2 separate regions of the Mus musculus genome follow, and region 1 is linked to region 2. Evidence: chromatin loops called from intact Hi-C (ENCODE). Cell type or tissue: heart. All regions are shown on one strand. Each heading gives the region's core, and the rest is flanking DNA. Links, peaks and the distances in the headings are about the cores only. Region 1 holds the start of Gm35223 (a long non-coding RNA gene). Region 2 overlaps Rbm33 (RNA binding motif protein 33).

The links. Peaks named below come from ENCODE experiments on the same cell type or tissue, not always from the same donor. Only the 100,000 strongest peaks of a DNase experiment are listed, where the experiment ranks them.
Region 1: it touches region 2 in a loop (9-fold over the local background); 10 of 42 quality-filtered maps call a loop at or near these places.

The regions. Positions count from the first base shown.
Region 1 is chr5:28,119,456-28,129,400 of GRCm38, reverse strand. It overlaps Gm35223 (a long non-coding RNA gene), which reads left to right and starts at 5,486. Exons shown (of 3, transcript XR_880905.2): 1 at 5,486-5,909. Gm35055 (a long non-coding RNA gene) reads right to left here. Exons shown (of 3, transcript XR_389791.3): 2 at 9,598-9,674; 3 at 7,749-8,273. In heart, for the core only: a CTCF peak has its summit at 6,172; a DNase peak (open chromatin) is centred at 6,160; H3K4me3 peaks cover 542 bases; H3K27me3 peaks cover 7,267 bases.
Region 2 is chr5:28,382,601-28,392,545 of GRCm38, reverse strand. Rbm33 (RNA binding motif protein 33) reads right to left here. Exons shown (of 19, transcript NM_028234.1): 11 at 5,927-6,059; 12 at 4,556-4,899; 13 at 2,729-3,043; 14 at 1,375-1,662. Among named protein-coding and RNA genes, the nearest start is that of Rbm33, 70 kb to the right of the region's middle. In heart, for the core only: a CTCF peak has its summit at 4,131 (motif pointing right); no DNase peak of the experiment used is centred there.

The DNA of each region.
Region 1 (9,945 bases), core at 1,269-9,268, 260 kb after region 2:
CCTGATCTCTCCTGGGAAATATCACAAAATGAAAAGCATAGAGCATATATCTTCCCATTGCATGAGACCAGGAATGTGACACTGTGAACGAGGCCGTTGTGCTGACCTGCCAGCGGGCTCTGAGTTCACAGTCTACCGCCAAGCTACAAATCCTGCCCACTCTGCTCCGAGGAGCTCCTGCCAGTCTGCCAGAGTCTTTAAAATGTTGGGGAGCTCTTTTCCCACAGCCTAGGAGGAGGATTAATAATGCATCCTGTTTTCAGCCACAGGTTCCTCAGCTACCAGGGAGATTGCAGAGAGCACCAGGCACCACAGCCTGGCAGTCCAGCCCTGAGTCAAATATTTATCAGGCTCAAAGAGGTGGAGGTGCAAGAAATTTGCAAATCATCCCCAGACCACATGACTTGTGTTCTTCTCCTGTTTTAAAACTGGTACTGAATTAATGGAGTCAAGAGCCTGGTTTCTCCTTCCTTCCTTCCTTCCTTCCTTCCTTCCTTCTCCTCCTCCTCCTTCTCTTCTTCTTCTTTTTCTTCTTCTTCTTCTTCTTCTTCTTCTTCTTCTTCTTCTTCTTCTTCTTCTTCTTCTTCTTCTTCTTCTCTCTCTCTCCCTTTTCCCTCCCTCTCTCTCTTTCCCTCTCTCTCCCTTCCTCTCTTCCTCTCTCCCTCCCTCTTTCTCTCTCCTCTCTCTTTCCCTCCCTCCCTCCCTCCCTCCCTCTTCCTTTCTTCCTTTCTCTCCTCCTTCTTTTAAGAGGTGTTGAGGCTAAGGACCCCCCCCCAATAAGTCACCAGGGCTCTATCAACTTGTTGCGGGGACACCTTCTTGATGGATGTAGGTGAGGACAGTGACCATGGAACCAGGGTGTACTGGCATTTCTAGAGGACTAGACACAGGAGGACACAGAGAGTCTGGGGAAAAGAAGAGGGTGGCAACCATTTCTACCGTTGGCAGCTATTTCTGGGGTCACAAGCAGCTGGTAGGGGCAGTGAGGGCCCTCAGATAAGGACCAAGGCTTCTACGATCTAACAGTGAGACTAACAGATGGACAGATGTGTCCCTGTTGCAGAGGGCATCCTCTGCCCTAAGGGAGGCCAGGCCTCCCTCCCTTTCTGGAACTCCCACCTGGCTAGCAAACTCCATTGTACCAGGACATCCTTTATCCCCTTCTCCTCCTTTCTCCTGCCTTCCTGAGGGTGCTTTTGCCTTCCTAACCAGAATAAAAACCTCAGGCCATCCTAAGTAGCACAGGTGTGGCTCAGTGAGAGCAGTGAGACGAGTCAATGAGCACACAATGGGAAATCACTGTACCCTGTGTCCTCTTCTGTACAATGGGCTATGCTGAGCAGGGCGAAGGCCATCCCACGGTGCCTGATGGCCACGGTGCCTGATGGCCATGATGTCTGAACCTCAGAAGTGTCAGAGGAAAGTCTCATTCCATCACAGAACTCCACAGCACCCCTCTTCACACTCTGCCAATGATGCCAAAGCTTCACTGGGCCCAAGTTCTACCTTTATTGTAGACAATGGGCTTATGCTTTTTACTTCTATCTTAATCTACTTTATAGTTCAAGTAAACACCACTGCACATCTTCCCATCCAGTGGCCTCTTGGCCTGAGGAGCCTTGGACTAACAGGCTCAGACTGAGGGCATGGATGAAGCACAGCAGGCAGATTAAACAGAACTAAACTGACCCTCTGGCCACAGCAGCAGCACCCCACAGAAAGCCCATGCTGGTAGGAGTACAGCTGCTTCTTCAGACAAGAAATGCCAAGTGCCTGGAGCTAACAAGCTCTTAAAGAAGCTGGTTTAAACTTCCCTGCCAGACTAGGGCTCACCTAGTCCTGCTCCTAGTCCAGCAGCGTGGACTGTATGTGGCTTCCACGGGGCTCTTAATTTGGGTAGAGGAGTATATCCCTTTTGTTGCTATTTCTCAGAAAGGGACTTTTCCCTCCTTCAAGAAGGAGGAACCATATAAGACTCAAAAAGTAAATGAATTTTCCTAGACTCAGAAAATGAACACAACTCAAAAGTCTCAGGAAGTTTTTGAAACTTACAGAATTTTTAAGGCCCCCTTACCTCTTGAATCACCTGTGCTCGTGGAGGTAACTCCTCACCCAGAGTGGGGACAGTTGAAAGGGATGAAATGGAGACAGATATGATCATATTTAATTGTATGCATGTATGATATGCTCAAGAATAAAAGAAGATACATGAGAAGCAACTTGGGGAAGAAGGGTTTATTCTAGCTCCCCCATCATGGGCAGGAAGGTGGCAGCAGTGTGAGCCAGCTGGCCATACTCCATCTATGGTCAACGCAAGGGTGCTGAGGATCCACTGTGTTTCTCCTTTTGATTCTGCTCAGGCCTCTGCCCTGGGATGGTGCTGCCCACATTCAGGGAGTGGCTTCTCTCCTCAGTTACACCTCTAGAAACCCTCACAGACGTCCCGGAGTCCTGGGTGCACCTCCTAGGTGATTCTCATCCCTGTCGCGGAGTGGAGCAGCACCTGGCATCTCCCTCACTGGTGCATGATAAAATCAGAGGTGTGTTTGCAAGTGTGTGGAGCAGCACCTGGCTCAGAGTACTTGCTGCCTACTAGTTGCAATGGTCATGGATCCCTATACATTCATATTCAGCTGCTACACAAAACCAGGCTCATTATCCCTAAACAGTTCCATCATTGTCTGTTTTCATCAGGGTGAGCCCTGAGCACGAAGATTCTAGAAGGGGAAGAAATAGCAACCAAGGCCACAGAAGCCATGAAAGCCCAGCCAAGTCTTTGGGAGGCAAGGATGTGCTGTTCCGATTGTGCCTCAGCAGGCTGCCCACAGCCCGAAGTCTGCCTGTGACTTAAGGCATTGAAGCAGCACCTGGACCCAGCACACACCTGCTAGAAACTTGAGTGTGCTCTGGATCGGAGATCATCTGTCTGGGACTTAATCTACATTTTTCCTTACATATTGTGACCAAACTGCTTTCCTGTTCCCTGCCCATGGAATGGAGATTAGAAAGGGGTTTCTGAATCTCTGCTTCCCTATGTTAAATCTTGGCAATTCCTAGGCAAAAGGCTTAATTCATTGGTGAATCCTTTATGATTGGGAAGTAACCTGGCCAGGAAAGCCTTACTTTCCTCTAAAGCACCTACAGCCTGAGGCTGTGGGAGGCTCCATCTACCAGGGAACAGAGAAACAAGAAGTATGGTCTGTAGAGCATGCCATTGGCATGGAGAAGGCAAGGCTGGTTTGTAGCTCCTGCAGACTGTCTGTAAGGATCCTGGAGGTGCCAGAAGTCCTACCCTGGACATAGGAAGAGGGAGGAGCAACAGGGGGACAGTGACCAGGGTCTCACAAAAGAGTAGAGGGCACTGGCTGCCCAACATAGCACAGATGGCCAGGTACAAGGCAAAAAAAAAAAAAAAAAAAAAAAAAAAAAACTCTGCGTCCATGGTTTTTGAACACTTAAAAACAATAGAGCCCCTAGCCTCCCTTGCCAGGGTGAAGTCAACATCACCAGGTAACCTCAGGGTCCCTGGGTGCTTCTACCTTAAAGCTTTGAGGAAAGCTGGTTCCTGGGTCTTTCTGACAAGGGACTAGCCAGTTGTTGTTGGTAGCTCCTCAGCTAGGTCATCAACTCTCAGCCAAAGAGCCATGCAGGCTACTAGTTAGGTGCCCTCCTGTGTGTCGGGGGGGGGGGGGGGGGAAACAGCTCATGCAGCCTGGAGCTAAGGGTTGGTTGCTCAGAGTAGAGAAGAGCTTTCCCACCTGCAAAGGAGGAAGCCAACTGACCTCACAAGTTGCAGGACCTACTCTGGGAAGCTAGGGTGCAGGAGCAGGAGTCCTGCTCTCCCCCCACCCTCCTCCTCCTGGTGTGAGAACTAGACAAGCTCAGGTACTGTCTGTCCTTCTAGCTCTGTCTGTCCTTCTAGCTCTAACCTGCACAAGGCAGGAAAGAAAGTGCAAACTGAGGAGCCTGGCCTCCCAGGCAATCAACTCCTTCCTCACCCCCAACTCAAAATCCTGGGCAGCTCTCAGTGAAACCTTAGTCTGCCTTAGTTAGGGAACCCTGTTGTCTTTGTAAATATTCCAGGGTCACCATCTTCTTCCCTCCCTATAGGGATTTCAATTCGGAGCAGCCTGGAAGAAATATCCTATTTCCCCTTGTTAGGGTCCCCATCCTTTAGAGTTTGTGAGCAACCTCCTCCATTTTGTTCCTGCCCTTGTTGTCTACTTTGCACTTAGAAGGTGCAATGCCCAAAGGCCTGGCCAGTGCAGTCCCTGATGCTGCAGTGGGACCCCAGTGCCCCACCCTATGCACAGACCACACTTCACACACGCTCTGGTCCCTGCCCTTGCCACTCAACTGAGAGCTTGTAGAAGAGAGCTGTTGAGAGCCCCAGTCACTCACCGCGCGGGACCCACACTCCCGAAGTCCCAGTAAGATCCATGGGAGTCCAAAACAGGTTCATCCTTCAGCCAACTCGTCCAGCCCCTTCCACAGGCACACTGAAACCACCCGTGCACACACAGACAAGCTCATGGTTCCTGTGTGTGGTGTTAGTGGTCCACACAAGCACCATGGTTCACCCACCCCACCATGCCCAACACACCCAGGACCTATGGCCTCGGGGCATGCGGGTGGAGAAGGTCAGATGCTGGAGAAGTGTATCCCCGGGACAGAGGCTACAGAGTAGCGCGAGTGCACCCTTTGCCGGTTTGAATGGACCAAGTGCACCGGCCTTAGGGGAGAGACACTGGAGCCAGGAGCTCCGAAACAATTGTCCACCGAGTCTGGGTGAAAGAAGGCAGACCGGCAGCCTTGCCCTGCTCAGGCTACTGCGCCAGGGACCCGGCTCAGCGGCCTTTAGCCCCTCCCCAGAGCAGCACCACTCAGTACACGGGGCTCAGCCCAGGTCCCCTCAGAGAGGAAGACAGAGGTTGGCTTTTGTCTGACCTGGTCACACGGAGCCATTTCGTGGGATAAAGGCTTAACGCTCTGTGAACACGCAGAAAAAGCTGGCGCTGGCCCTCTGACAATCCCATTGTCTCAGGCCTGAGCCCGGAGGTTTGGTCTGAAAGCGCCAAGTTCATGACATTTCAAAGAGAAACGATACTGGGAGGTGAGAGCTGAGGGGGGGATAGTAAAGAAATAAAACCCTAAAATACAAAGGTAGCAATATTTGGCTCCTTCCCCGCTGTGCGCCGCGCCTCACCCCACCCACCTCAGAACAAATCTCCTTTTCCAGACTTATCTGGAGGGGCCAGGCTGAAACCTGGATCAGCCCCGGGAGAGAGGTGGGGGGGGGGGGGGGCTGAGGTTTGGAAGGAGAAGGTGTGAAAATATTCCCACATAAGCTGTGTGCTAGCTTTCTGGACTGTCGCTGACATTAGCACAGGGTCCCATTGTTTGAGCTGCGTACGAAGGATGACGTTACAAATTTGCCAGGATTTGAGGTGTCAAAAAGAGTTTCTTTTAACGACCTGACGTGTTGTTTTCTTTCATTTCTTCTTATTATTACTATGCCCGCCCTTTTTAAGCGAAGCTATTTTCTGAGCCAGAGAACTCCTTTTGGGGGTGGTGGTGATGGTGTTTAATTTGTTTAATGTGTCTTTGTAAAAGCAAATAATTCGGTAGAGAAAGCGAGGTCGTCAGGAAATTGAATGTGTTTTGTCTCCAGCCAAGTTTCCCTTGAGTGATTTCGTTTGCTTTCTGTCTGGCACAGCAGCCTCTGCACTGGGACCTCCAGGCCCGGCAGACAGGAAGCCTGCCCACCGAGCATCTCTTCACTTTGGGGGTCAGCACCCCTCAGCCCAACCACCTAGGTAACTACCCTCTGGAAGAACAGGAAAAAACGTGGCCTTGCAGATTCATTGTAGAGAGAGGAGAAAATAGGATTAGGCCGAAGTACGAGCAAGGTAAGTCGGATTACCAGCAAGGTTCAGTACGCTCTGGCTTGCTTTTGTGATTTTAATTGTACACAGGTATCTGCTTCCCTTCTCTGGTTTTATTTAAAGAGGCTGTTTGTTTGTGCCCAAGAGGTAAATGATGAGCCAGAAGGCTGTGTGGGATTGGAGACTATAACCTTGCAAAATGACATCTCGCCCTGTACGGTGTGACACGCACGGGTAGATAAAGGAAGTGCGCCAAGCGCAGCCTTTGTTAACGCTTCTTGCCCCCTGGCGACTCTTTGATAGAAGGACACCCCGCTCCCGCTGCTGAGGTGTCTGCAAACGCGGCCGCCTTCCCCACAGGCAAACGCAGCTAGGACTACAAATCGATTCATTTTTTTAAAAAAATATCCAGGCAGAGTCGGGTGTTTAAAAACTTATGAGCAGGGATCATAGATCATCAAACCTCGGGAGAGAAGAATTGGCAAAAATCTGCTTCGTTTATTATTTTAAAACTAAATCTGTTGCTTTCTGCCACATGTAAATTTAGTCTGGGTTTGTTAATCAGGCTCTTGCGCGTGTTATAAATTAACACAATGTCTTTGGGGCGAGGCAAGAGAGAATTTATAATCGTTTAAGTTTGCAATTAACTTTCGGGGCAGAGGGCTGTAGCTAGCTCCCCGAGTAGCCAAGGACGTTTCGGAAAGCATTTGGAAGCTATCAAGTCTGTCTGTGGCTTTCTGAAGGTTTTCTCTAGGCTGAAAACTAAAGGGACAAAACCCATTCTAAAATGGAATGTTTTTGCCTTTCTGGTTGGGAGTGGAATGTGGGTCTGTGGGAAGCTCAGCTCCACAGGAGAAGAAAATGCAGGTTGATCAAAGTTTCCCCTTCTGAGGAACTGCTGAGAAAGTGAGAGGCAGGAGGATTCCCTTTTAGCTTTCAGACTCAGTGTCTTTTTCTGTAAATGTAGATAGGTGATCCCCCCACCCCCCACCCCAAGACTGTCAGATTCCCGGGAAGCTGCAACAGACAGGGTCTTCAGGGTTGTCAGATCCCAGACAGCCGGTCTCCTTGCTGTGGGAGACACAGGTTTGTTTGAACTGAGTGTGGTTTTGCCTGTGTTTCTTTGCCCGGCAAAGAGAAGCTGCAGGATTCCTGGGCAGAACATTCCTGTGGCTTTCTCTGGGTGATTTGAGAAAAGTGTTAATAACAATTTTGTTAGTGAGAGAGAGAGAGAGAGAGAGAGAGAGAGAGAGAGCCAAATATTTTGTTTCTCTTTCCAATTTCTTTTTCTTTTCCATATTTAATATAGACGTGTGTGTGTGTGTGTGTGTGTGTGTGTGTGTGTGTAAGAAGTAATGGGCTCTGCAAAACCAAATATTGCTGATCCCACATTTTAATGGTGTGGGTTGCTAATTCATGGTTGGGTGCCTCTTTAAAAACTAATCGATAATTTAGTATATTGCTAAGGCTCAGAGCTCTAGGCTCTGTTATCTTCTAGGAAATAGGATGAGACCAGGACCTCTTTGGTCTAAACTCTATTCTGGTTACATAGTAGAGGCTCATTTAAAAGTTAGTTGTTTCCAAAGGCTTTAAAAAGGCCTGTCTTTTCTATCTCTTCCTGACCTTTAAGCTATGGACTCTCTGGAAAAGGAAGGCTCTGGTGTTCCAGCTGCTGGGCCTGAGTAGCTGGAGAGGGTAACCCATACATGGATTGCTCCTCTTATCTGAACTTGAACTTTCCTGCCTTACTTTACTGATCTGGACCTGTGTGTGTGTGTGTGTGTGTGTGTGTGTGTGTGTGTGTGTGTGTGTGCGCTCGAGTGCTTTCCCATGCCCAACTCACAGACACGGCTAACAAGACCATTGGATTTGTGCCTTTATCGACCTGGGTACTAGCAGCTTCCAGTTCAGTAGTCATGACACAAGGACCCATATTTGAATGATCAGTGGAAATCAGGTTCTGGACTCAGCTGAGGATGCTTCTGCAGGGACCTCGCTGGTTGAGAAGCTGATAGCTGGAGGTGCTGCTCAGTGGATGCCAAATTCAGGAATCCGAGCTCCTTATCAGCCTTGAACCTCAGGTACCTGGCTCTAGAGATTTATCTAGAGATAAATTTTACAGATTTATTTTTTGTTGGGGAGAGAACTATCAGAGATGTTAATTGTGTGCTGACGAGATATAGGAGAAATACTGGAGAAATAAGAGAACTGACAAGAATATAGCACCAGAACCAGGAGCTCACAACAATGGATGGACTCTGGTGGATTCAATTCCTGCTTCCAACTGGCATCCTGCACAGGGGAAGTGGTGGTCAGGTGGAGAGCCCCATATAAGAGCATTCTCAGGAAGCTTTGTCATTCCACCATGGTTGTGGTGAACTGTAAAAGCTGCGTTGGAAGAGAAAAAAATGAAAGCCATAAGTTTGTCAGTGTCCATGTTTATTTAGCACTTATCTGTTCTAAATATAGCTTTATTAGATGTATCAATGCCTCTGAATCGAGCAGTGTCCAAAAGCTGTCTCTTGGCCAAGTTCAAACATGTCAGCACCCACCATGGACATTCTCCATGAATTTTATCCATTCTTTGGCGTATTCTAACTTGTTTTTGAACCATGGGAACGGAGTTTTATTTGGCTAGTAAAGATTGTGTTTAGTTCATTGAGTATGCATTGCAAAAGTTTAGCCGTCAATGCCCACCTGAATTCCAAATTGGGAAGTTAAATATTTGTTTTTAATTTTCTGGCTCAAAAAATGTTAACGAACAGAAACGGATTCTTTCTGCTTGAGTGAGGCTCCTAGGAATGGGGCTGTTGTTATAAGAACCTGCTCCTAAAACGGGCGGGCACTTGCCTCTTGTCCTGACACACTATACTCCCAGGAGAAATGTCAAAATGTGTAAATAAAAAAAAAAAGTGCTACACTTGAATAGGAACATATCACTCATGAAGCTCGATTAGAACAAATCAGGTAAAAAAATGCTCTATAGAAAATATTGGTAACAGAAGCCCATTAATGGTTGTTCTTTAAAAGATGAATTTTTGTGAGAAAGTTTAAGGTCTAATTTGCAAACGATTTTCATTTTATCTTATTAACATATTTCAATGAACCTTTCAAAACTAGCAAATTGACCTCCTCCCCCCCCCCACCAATTTCAACCTACACACACACACACACACACACACACACACCACACACACACACACACACACACACACACACACACACACATAGAGAATCACATCTCTGCCATGCTCCACCTGATCAGGCACCAAGGAAACACTTTCTGCAGTGCAAAACAGTGTGAATCCTGCTGCTGAAGTCAAGCCTGTCTCGTGAATATTGCAGATTTGGGCACATCTGAACACACCCTACATGGAGTGCCAACCTAGAAGGTGACCAAGCAAGATGGCAGCATCCAGAACAACCAGGTCAATAGTTGGGTTTTGACTAAATGGCAATATTTCTTCTCCATTTTATCCTGTCTCAGAGGAAGCAAAGATGGGGTATGGGGCTAGGGCTGCCAGTGATTCCGAAGATCTAGAGTAGCTTTCCTGCCAAAAGGAAGCCTGGTCTCTGTTCCTTGAAGAGGCATAGAAAGTACCACCGTGCACTCGCACACACCCATGCACACATCCACACTTTTACACACACTCAAACTTATACTCACACACACAGAGACACACTCGTGATATGTGCTTTTGGCTGAACACACCTTTCAGATGGTGCCTGCTGCTCCTCAGAGCCCCATATAGCTCTCAAAATCCCCAGAAGGCCACACACTGTGGGCATCTGTAGAGCAGAGAGAGAGAGAGAGAGAGAGAGAGAGAGAGAGAGATGAGACAATAGCTATACTATATGCAACCAGAGCAACAACCATTCCATTTGGTCAAGCAGCAAAATTGGAAGGAAAAGCCTTCTCATGCTGAGGTAGCCAGGTATGGTGTGTAGGTTATTTCTTTCCAACAAATTCAGGAATGTGGCCAGTCACGAGGCAAGTCCTTCAGCCTTGTTAATCTGTAGATAGCATATGCTTTCTCTCTCTCTCTCTCTCTCTCTCTCT
Region 2 (9,945 bases), core at 886-8,885:
GGGATGGGGGGAAAGAAAAGAAAAGAAAAGAAAAGAAAAGAAAAGAAAAGAAAAGAAAAGAAAGGGGAGGGGAGGACATTTTATTTAGGTTTGGGGGGAGAGGGGTTTGCTGAGATTGAACACAGGGTTTTGTGAATGTTGGCCAAAGCTTTACCACTGCGGAAGGGGGAAAACACACACACACATATATAGTGATATATATCACATTATTATATTATTATTATTATTTAATTCTGAGAAGGATCTAAGTTGCCCACACTGGCCTTGAACTACTGATTTTCCTGCCTCACTTAACCTTCAGAATAGCTGAGATTAAGTGAGTCCCCTATTAAGTTAAGTCCCCATTAAGTCCCCTATGCTCTCACCCCACCCTGCTCCCCAACCCACCCACTCCCACTTCCTGGCCCTGGCATTCCCCTGTACTGGGGCATATGATCTTCCCAAGACCAAGGGCCTCTCCTCCCACTGATGGCCGACTAGGTTGGGCCTTTATTTTAAACTTGAAGGTTTAGTCTGTCTCACCGACTTAAAAGCTCAAGAGAAGATAAGATGGCTACCTTCAGAGTAGCTGAGATTACAAGGTTGCAACCCAAGACCCAGATCACAAAGGCTCTTTATAAACCATGTCGTTTCAGTCCAGTAGAGTTAGTCTTCTTTCATGCACCGATTATGGAACCCGCATATCAAACTTTTAATATGTCTATTAAATGCCATCCAAAACATTCTGACTTCCTAATTTTGATGTGATACAATTAATACCATCAGAATCACTTATCAGAAAAAAAAACCTGAATGATGAAAGCCTAATTAAAAGGTTAAAACAGTATTAACTGGTTTTTTTAAGAAGGATGAATTCCCTCAATTCTTGCTATCATTACACTGAACAACGTAATAATCAGTCCACTCAACATGTGCTGTACTTATCTGTGCCCAGCTCCCAGGTACACCCTACCTTATTTCATCCTCACTTAACAGGTAAGAAAGTTGAGGTTTGTAAGAAGTGAAAATCATATAAAATACTGATCCACATTTATTACCCCACACCTACTCTAAATTACTAAATATAAGTAAAGCCACAGAACCACATGGTTTTGTGAGTAAGGTTTTACTGGTATTCAACGCATCTGTTCCTGTAAGAACTATTATAAAGCACTTTGTACCACAATGGTGAAGTAAGTAACTATGATTGTCTAGAACATTTATAGAACTTGGAGGTCTTTTACAGAAAACATCTGCTAAACCTGAATATATATTGATTCTATATAATACAACAATAACTGTACAAATATAATCCTTGCATGAGTGCACTAAGCAGAATACACTGGTGCTCAGGACTCTACTCCAGAGACAATGCACCCCGGGAAGGCGTCCTACCTCTGCTTCTGGTTTTGCTTCTTCCTTAGGTTGAGCTTCAGGACTAAGTGGCTTGGCTTTTGCATCAGTATTGCCCTGTGAGCTCCTGGAAGACACCACAGCCCTACAAGGTGGGGATGTGTTGACAATGGACTTCACCTGAGCAACAGGTGTAGAGGAGCATCGGTTACCACTCATCTCCAAAACATGTGAAGGTGCTATGGGGAGTTCACGGAGATTACTGTTCCTGGGAGCAGTGGGTTGCATCTGCTGCATGGGCCGTTTGCTTATATTCTGAGATGCTGCATTCTGTCACAAAAAGAAACACAAGTTTATGAGTGAGTAAAACAACAAGTGATCACTGTCATCAATAACTGCCTTCCTTTCTGAGAGGTAACCCCCTTACTGTTTGGCAAATACTTTTTATGCTGTGTGCTGTGTATTGCTGTGTGCCCTGATGCTTAGGACTCAGTTCCATAAAGATACAGCTTCCACTTACAAAAGTCAAACCCAGTGATTTTTCGTTATATGGACTAACATTTTTAACAGCATTCTGGGCCAAGCAATAAATAACACCTCACTCTGCCTGCCTCAAGGACCCAACTGTATCAATGGCACATTGTTTCTACTTTACCTACGTTTAAAATGGAACAGGAGAACCCAACGCTCTGTTTTAATCTTATAAAAAGCTTTCTGGAGGAGAAAGGTGCCACAAAGTTATTTCACAAGAAGAGACATGCCTGAGAAGAGAACCCACATGTCAAGGATCAGAGATGGCTGAGACAAAGAGGAACTGCGCTTCTGGCATCACCTTAACAAGGAAACAGGACTACACACGCCTCTCCTCTATCTAGAAATCCCTTAAAGGTTTTGTTCAAGTCATATTACGATATAAAGAGGCAGGATTAGGAAAACAGGCTCAAAGCAACTCACTGACTTCCTCAAACTATTAGAATAAAAGTACAGGACTAAGACGCAGGCTCATAGAAAGGAACTGTGTTAGGATATTGTGAGACAAGACAATGGAAGGGAGCTACATCTTACTCTCATACCAGCCTACTAGTTCCCAGTTCCTTTCAATGGATGACAAGACCATATGTAAAATGTAACACCACCAACAAATATAAGTTAATTTCCTATAACTGAATGGAAGCTCTGAATCAGGACCCACAGGGGCCGATAATCTATATAAAAAGCTAAACCCCTTGCACTGAAAGAATGACAGTACTATCTAATCACTACAGAAAACTCAAGGCTCAGAAAAGGGTAAGTTAATATCTATAATTAAATTTTTTTTGCAAAATACTCTAAAAATTATCTAACTCAAAAATTATGTCCCATAAAACCTGCAAGTTAACCCATATCTGTTACTCACATGCCGGAGCCCCTGATGTGGGGTACACTGCATCCGACTGCTGCTGGGCTGTGGCTGGGCAGTCTGTACATGCGGCCTGAACTGCGGCTGAGACATGGGCATCAGAGGAGGGGGAGGAGCAGAAAGGTGATGATGATGCTGGTGCTGCTGTGGCTGATGCTGAGGGGGAGGCTGATGCTGTGGGGGAGGCTGGTGTGGAGGCTGGAGGGGAGGCTGAAGGGGCGGCTGGTGCTGGTGATGCTGGGGCTGCTGTTGGGGCTGTTGCGGCTGGGGCTGTGGTTGATGAGGTGGTGGCAACGGAGGATGCAAGGGTCCCTTCCATTACAAAAGAAAGAGAAACAACAGCTTATTAATAAATGTGCTAGGGAGATCTCAATGCAATGGTTTCCTTAAAAACCCAGCATGAGAACAAGCTTATGTGGAGAACTAACACCATCATAAATGCAGCAATTGGCTGCTGACACTACACTACCTTTGCTCGCCTAAGCATATGCGTCATCATAAATGGCAACCTCCCCCAGCATGCTCAAAGGGTCTACAAGGGGAAAGTACAGACACAAGGACACAAGGCTTTCCAACTACATGTTCATAGCGGCAACTGCTGTATGGTAACGGAATTATTAATTTCTTTAGATTCACCTATCTTCTAATATTTCTATAACAAAGGAGAAATTATTTCTATTTTTATTTTTAAAAAATCAAAATATTTAACCCGTTTTGAACACTGTAAATAGTTATCTTTTCTTTCTAGCTTAAATGTATATTCTTTTTAATTTTATGTCATTTACGTGTTGCTTGACTAGCTATGTATATATGTGAGTATATAAGTATGAACATGAACATGTGCCCGAGGCGATAACTTGCTAGAGTCAGATCTGTCTTTCCATCATGTAAGCTGCAGGGCTCAAACTCAGGTGATCAGGCTTGACTGCAGGCGTTGTTACCTGCTATGCTATCTGCCAGCTTAGATATACTTTTCAATAGTTTATTTATGTGTATGGATGTTTTAGGTGAATGTATGTCTATGTACCTTGGGCATGTCTGATGCCTACCAAGGCCAGAAGACTTTGGATCCGTTGGGACGCGAGTTACAAATGATTGTGAGCCACCCCGTATGTGCTGGGGATTGGATCCCATCCTCTGGAGAGGCAGCAAATGCTTTTAATGACTGAGCCATCTTTCTAGTCTCTAAATAGACATTCTTGTATTCTCTGGGTATCCAAATAGTTGAGACAAGTATATTATTACCAACTCTCCCTCCACCTTTTTTGAGTACACAATACTTCCCAAGTTCTGGAATTAAGGAATACCTTTGCAACTCACGTGATCACTATACATCTTGATAATTAAGATATATATATGAATGATAGGAAAAATGTCACAATTCTTATACTGGCCAGTAAATGCCTACCAGCAGAGGGCGCACAAGTCTGTCATATAAAGAGTGAGAAAGAGCACACTTTTTCTCCCCACCAAGAAAGGCCATTGTTTCTCCTGAGCAGGAATAGGATGCTAAAAAAGCATTACACAAGATAAACTATCAGGGCTTTAAATACTTTAAATGTTAGTGGTCTTACATCGCTTTTAAAATTCCAAGTTCAGTTCCTAGAAAACAAGAATCACTTTATCACATTTCCTAGTATTAAGGAAGTAAACAATACTGTCCAAAAGAGCTGGCTATATGAACAGTATACTTAAGACTACTACTCCTATCATTTACATAACTGTAAGTTAGCAGAAACAAAACCCGAAACTTCTCTTTCATGAAACACAAAGACTTAGCACCATAGAGGCATGGTTTCCTTCAAGGCTAGCTCATGTGCATACCTGAAGGTTAGGCTGTGCATGTGTAGGCAGGAATGGCTGTCCCGGGCTGGGTAGAAATGGCTGTCTAGGAGGAATGAAAGGCCTGGCAGTTGCTGACCCTGGCTGGCTAAAGTGCAGGATCCCCACTGGGCCTGGGGGCTGCAGGGCTGGTCTTACAGGCCTCTCTCGAGGGAACACTGGCTGCTGTCCTTGCTGATTAAAAGCTGGTCCAGGCTGAGTGAACGGTAAGGGACTCTGAGTAGGAACAGGATGGCTGCTGTTCAGGAGCGTGGGAGGAGGCGGCGGTGGAGGAGGACTTCGCTGTTCCAAAAAAAGATGACTGGGGAATCTTGGTTCACCTGAAACTGAATAGTGATTCATTACCTTCAAGTTAGAAACACTTCTTAGATACGCTATAGAGGAAGTTTAATCCAGCAACATGGCTGCTGTGGCATAGGATCACATGCTAAGGCAGGGTCTCTCCAGAATGCTGATACCTACTGGATTACAGTAGGACCTGGCTAGAGTATGGACACACCCTTAGCACACACCTTTAATCCCTAAAAATGAAGAGGAGGTTAGTGTGTAGAATGGAGCAGCCATGTTTTGAAAGTGACATCTAATTGAGGGGCAAAGTGATGGATTAGAGAAAGACTGACAGAATGAGTGAGAGACAGGATACACTCAACTCACAAAGAACAGACAGGAAAGACAGGTTATTTAAGAGCACTGAGGAGGAAAGTGGGTGGTGAGTGTGTGGCAGTTTTTTGAAGAGACAGACTGCAGAGAGAACAAGCTAGACACAGGTAAAGACAGAACAAGACAGAGAGTGAGAAAGAGCCAGAAGATTAGAATGCATTGCCAAAGTTAGTTATGAGGCCAAGTAGAGCCATTCAGCCAGAAGCACAAGACGGCAGATCTACAGTCAGCTTGGAAGATCAGACTGTACAGAGAGGTTAGAAGCCTCAGGCTCAGGCCTACACAGAGAAAGAAATGCTCTGAGCTCAGCCCAAGCCCTGTATTCATACAGCTTAGGTTATGCTCTTCTCGCATACCTCTATCCAAGGAAGTAAGTGACATTTACAATGAGTGTTTTCAGGAACTGCCTCACTATTTTCAAGTGTTAGTGTCGTATTTTATAAAGAGTCCTAGATTTAGCTATCCTGGCATGATTTTGTGAGCTGTTTTCTATAAACCATGCCTTCTTTGTAAAAGACTGTCATATTTCAGATCCAATTACTGTTTAATTTTAGCCACTGAGATGACTGGTAGAATCACTGTAATACATCTTCTAGTGGGAGGCAAATTCTGTTTTAGCAGTAACTGCATAGGTACATCATTCAATGCAGCTTCTGTCACTTCATCCTGTGCCCATTACATCCCTTCATGTACCTCCTAAGAAGAAAGGGTCTCGTTCCTGAGGTGGGGGTGGGGCTCTCCACTGGTCCTGGAGAGGAAGTCTAGGTGGCTGGTTAAAACTGTTGGGAACAGGTCCAGGTGTGTGCTGTGGAAATTCTGGAGGGCCCTAAAGAACAATGAAAAACAAGATGAAAAACACCATGTAGGCTTCAAAACATACACATAATCCCAAACTTAGCAATTATTCCTGTGGTCAGCCTACTTCTTTCTATTGCCTAAGTATGCACATAGATGAAGATAAATATCTATATGTAAATATAAATGATATTCCATAAAAAGGGATTTGCCATTAATCAAGAATCAAAATGCAGCATCAAAAAATTAATTCAGGATTTTAATATAACTAGAGAGCCATAACACTGCCTCAAGACTTATTCAAATCTACATAACTGTTGACTTTCACTTTCAGAAATCCAAAAGACAATGTCTATTTTGGACATCCATGGCATTTGTGAAAGATGCTATTATTTGTTATCTACTTCACACAACCCTAATCAACAGCTATGAGGCGATTTACTTCAAAAATAGAAAAAAAAAAATTCAATTTGTGCCTTAACAAAAGTGAGCAATCTGAGATAGCAGAAGAACATTAGTTTTAAGAAATCAAATTATTAAAAGAAAAATGATATAGCTGATTCTCTTATATAATAACTACTTTCAGGATGGGTTACAGCTCAATGCTATAGTGTTCCTCTCCCACCAAAGTGAGGCCCTACGTTCTATACAAAGCACCCAAAGAAAACGAAACTAACCAACAAACTCGCTCATTCTCAGTAGTGTATTTTACTAGCAGAACTGAGAGATGAAGGAAAAGGACCTCATCTCACTGTCCTTTAGTGTAGTCGCTGAGACAGCTAAAATCTGTATCAAAGGAACTGCTACTCAAAGAAGAAAAAGAGCACAAAGTGCTCTAAAATGAAATAATAAATATCAAATTCTTTTCATGTAGTATCACCTCATCCATGAGAAATAACCCAGTATTTCTCAACTCTTAAACTCTTAACTCAGTGGTTAAGAATGCTTTCTATTGTCACAGGGGACCTGAGTTTGGTTTCTAGCATGATGACTGTAAGCAGCTCATAATCACTTGTAACTCCACCTATAGAGATCCAATGTCCTCTTCTGACCTCTGTTAGCATTGTACTCTCATGTACATATACATGTACATATATAATTAAAAATAAAATTTAGAAAACAATCTTCCTCATAAATGCAAACCTCTTAATGTTTTTGTTTATTGTTTTATTATTAATTTTAGCTATTCTCCCTAAATGTGACTCCATTTTATAGCACAAAAAATACTTTTTTCTGTTGCCTTTAAATGTTTGCTCTAAGGCCAGCAAGATGGCAGTGGGTGCAAAGTGTCTCACATCCAACCTGATGACCTGAGTTTGACTACCAGAACCTACATGGTAGAGGAAAAAAATGACCCCTGCAAACTGTCCTCTGACCTCCTTACATGCACCTTACACACAAGCACACGGACACAACAAACAAATGTAAAAATGTACTTTAGAGTTGGGGAGATATCTCAATGGAACTTGCTTCCTAAGCATCAAGACCTGAGTTCCAACCCTCTGCATGCATATAAACCCAGGTTGTGGAAGCACAGACCTAGGCTAGGAGCCCAATGCTGGGGAAATGAAGCAGGAGGACTCAATGAATCAGACTAGCTAAAATGGTTCCAGATTTAGTTATAAACCCTGAGAAACTAAGATAGAAATGTGACTGAGGAAGACATCCAGCATCAACCTCTGGCCTATACATGTGCACCCACACACAAAACACACAGGTGGTGGGAGGGGAGGGGAGGGAGGGAGGGAGGGAGGGAGGGAGGGAGGGATCGAGAGAGCAAGCCTGAACCTGGGTGCACAATAAGAATAATGCAAAACAAACACTCCCATTTACCACAAACATGTAAGCCTATTAGCTAAAAATGGCATTAAAATGAGGTTTGAAATGTAAGCATTATATCTTTCTCAAAATAAAGCATTAGGATTTATTGAAAGATATAGAACAGAAATCCCCACAGATCACATTAGCTATGTCAAGTGAAGCTGAGGCAACCGAAGTTTCTTGCTACCAAAAAAGACGTCAAGATACCTTCTCCTCAAAGCACAGTCAATAATGAGGAACCTGTGAATATGTAAAACATACTTGCCCATCCTCAGAACACAAACACAAAAATGGTACTAGCTAGACACATCACTACTCTGATGCTCTGAGAGGATTTTTTAACATCGTCACTTTGATAAAATACAAAAAAGCTTTTTCTATCTACACACGATGTTACCATGCTGATATTTAAGAAGCCTGAATAAGGAGTTCTAACAGACATGCCCATTCTACCATGAAGTCAATGAAACACATCATGTGCATTGTATGTAACATTCTTTACACGTAAGAGCATAGTGTGAGCACTCCAGTTTCAGTTCTGTTCCTCAGCATATTCTGGCACATACAATTTGAGCATCCTTAGTCTGAAAAATCAGTAACTTTCTAAGTCTCAAAGTTTCATGTTGCAGATTTCAAATTTTGGCTTAAGGTTACTCAATGGGTAAAATCCAGGTTATTCATTCCCCAAACTAGAAAACTCTGAAACTTGAAAAACTCTGGTCCTACCCTTCCCATTTCAGATAAAGATGATTCAACACCTAGAAGTATATCTAAACATGTTTTTAAGTGATCTTCAAAATTTCCTGGATTATAAACTAGAAATTATGTTTATATGACATCTGATGGGATAAGGGGAGGAAAGGGAGAATGGGAGGGAGGAAGGATATATGAATGAATGAATGAATGAATGAGAACCAGTTTATATACCTCTGGTATGTAACTGATACTGTGGCTTCTGATCCAAGTGCCTTAGTTAAGGTTTCTACTGATGTTACAAAACACCATGACAAAAAAGAAATCCAGGGAAAGATTTATTGGATTAATTTAATCTCAGCCTGCTTCCTTCCAAGAGCATTAGCTCAGAGTAGCACCACCTCACTGTGTGCCGGGCCCTCTCATATTAACCATCAATCAAGAAGATGCCCAGGAAGCTTATTCACAGGCCATTCTGGTAGGAACATTTTCTAAGTTAGGACCCACTCTTACAAAATGACTCTAGCATGTGCTAAGTTGACATAAAAGTAACCACCACGGGGCTGGTGAGATGGCTCAGTGGGTAAGAGCACCCGACTGCTCTTCCGAAGGTCCAGAGTTCAAATCCCAGCAACCACATGGTGGCTCACAACCATCCGTAACAAGATCTGACTCCCTCTTCTGGTGTGTCTGAAGACAGCTACAGTGCACTTACATATAATAATAAATAAATAAATCTTTAAAAAAAAAAAAAAAAAAAAAAGTAACCACCACACCAAGTCAATCAGTAATCCTGACACTTTCCAATTACACAATTGTCCTCCAAAGCTGTGTAGAACTGCCACTTCAGGGACAGTCTGAAATGAAACACACTGAGGCCATCAGAAATCACAAACAGTGGGCCCACCTCTCATAACAGTTCAGAAGATTAGAAATGGTTTAGAACTCAGTATGTGTGAATAAGGTGAAACCCCAACTCTAGAGTCAGGCACCTGGCGTGCTGACAAGAGGTTACTTGAATCCACTGCTGACTGCCTTTGGTTCTACGGTCGATCTTGATGTCAGAGGAGCTGGGAGAGAGAACCGGCCTGAATGAAGGATCACATACTCCCTACCTTACAGTGATTTTCACTTTTTAAAAAAAGATTTATTTTATATATGTGAGTACACTGTAGCTGTCTTCAAACACATCAGGAAGAGGGCATCAGATCCCATTACAGATGGTTGTTAGCCACCATGTAGTTGATGGAAGCTCAGCACCTTAGAAGAGCAGTCAGTAACCATTTCTCCAGCCCTCATAGAATTTTAATAACTACCATGTGACTTTAAGAACATCATCATGTACTTTATAATCATCTACAGAGGACCAAAGGTGTTCTGGTTCAAAGACTGCCATCATCTGC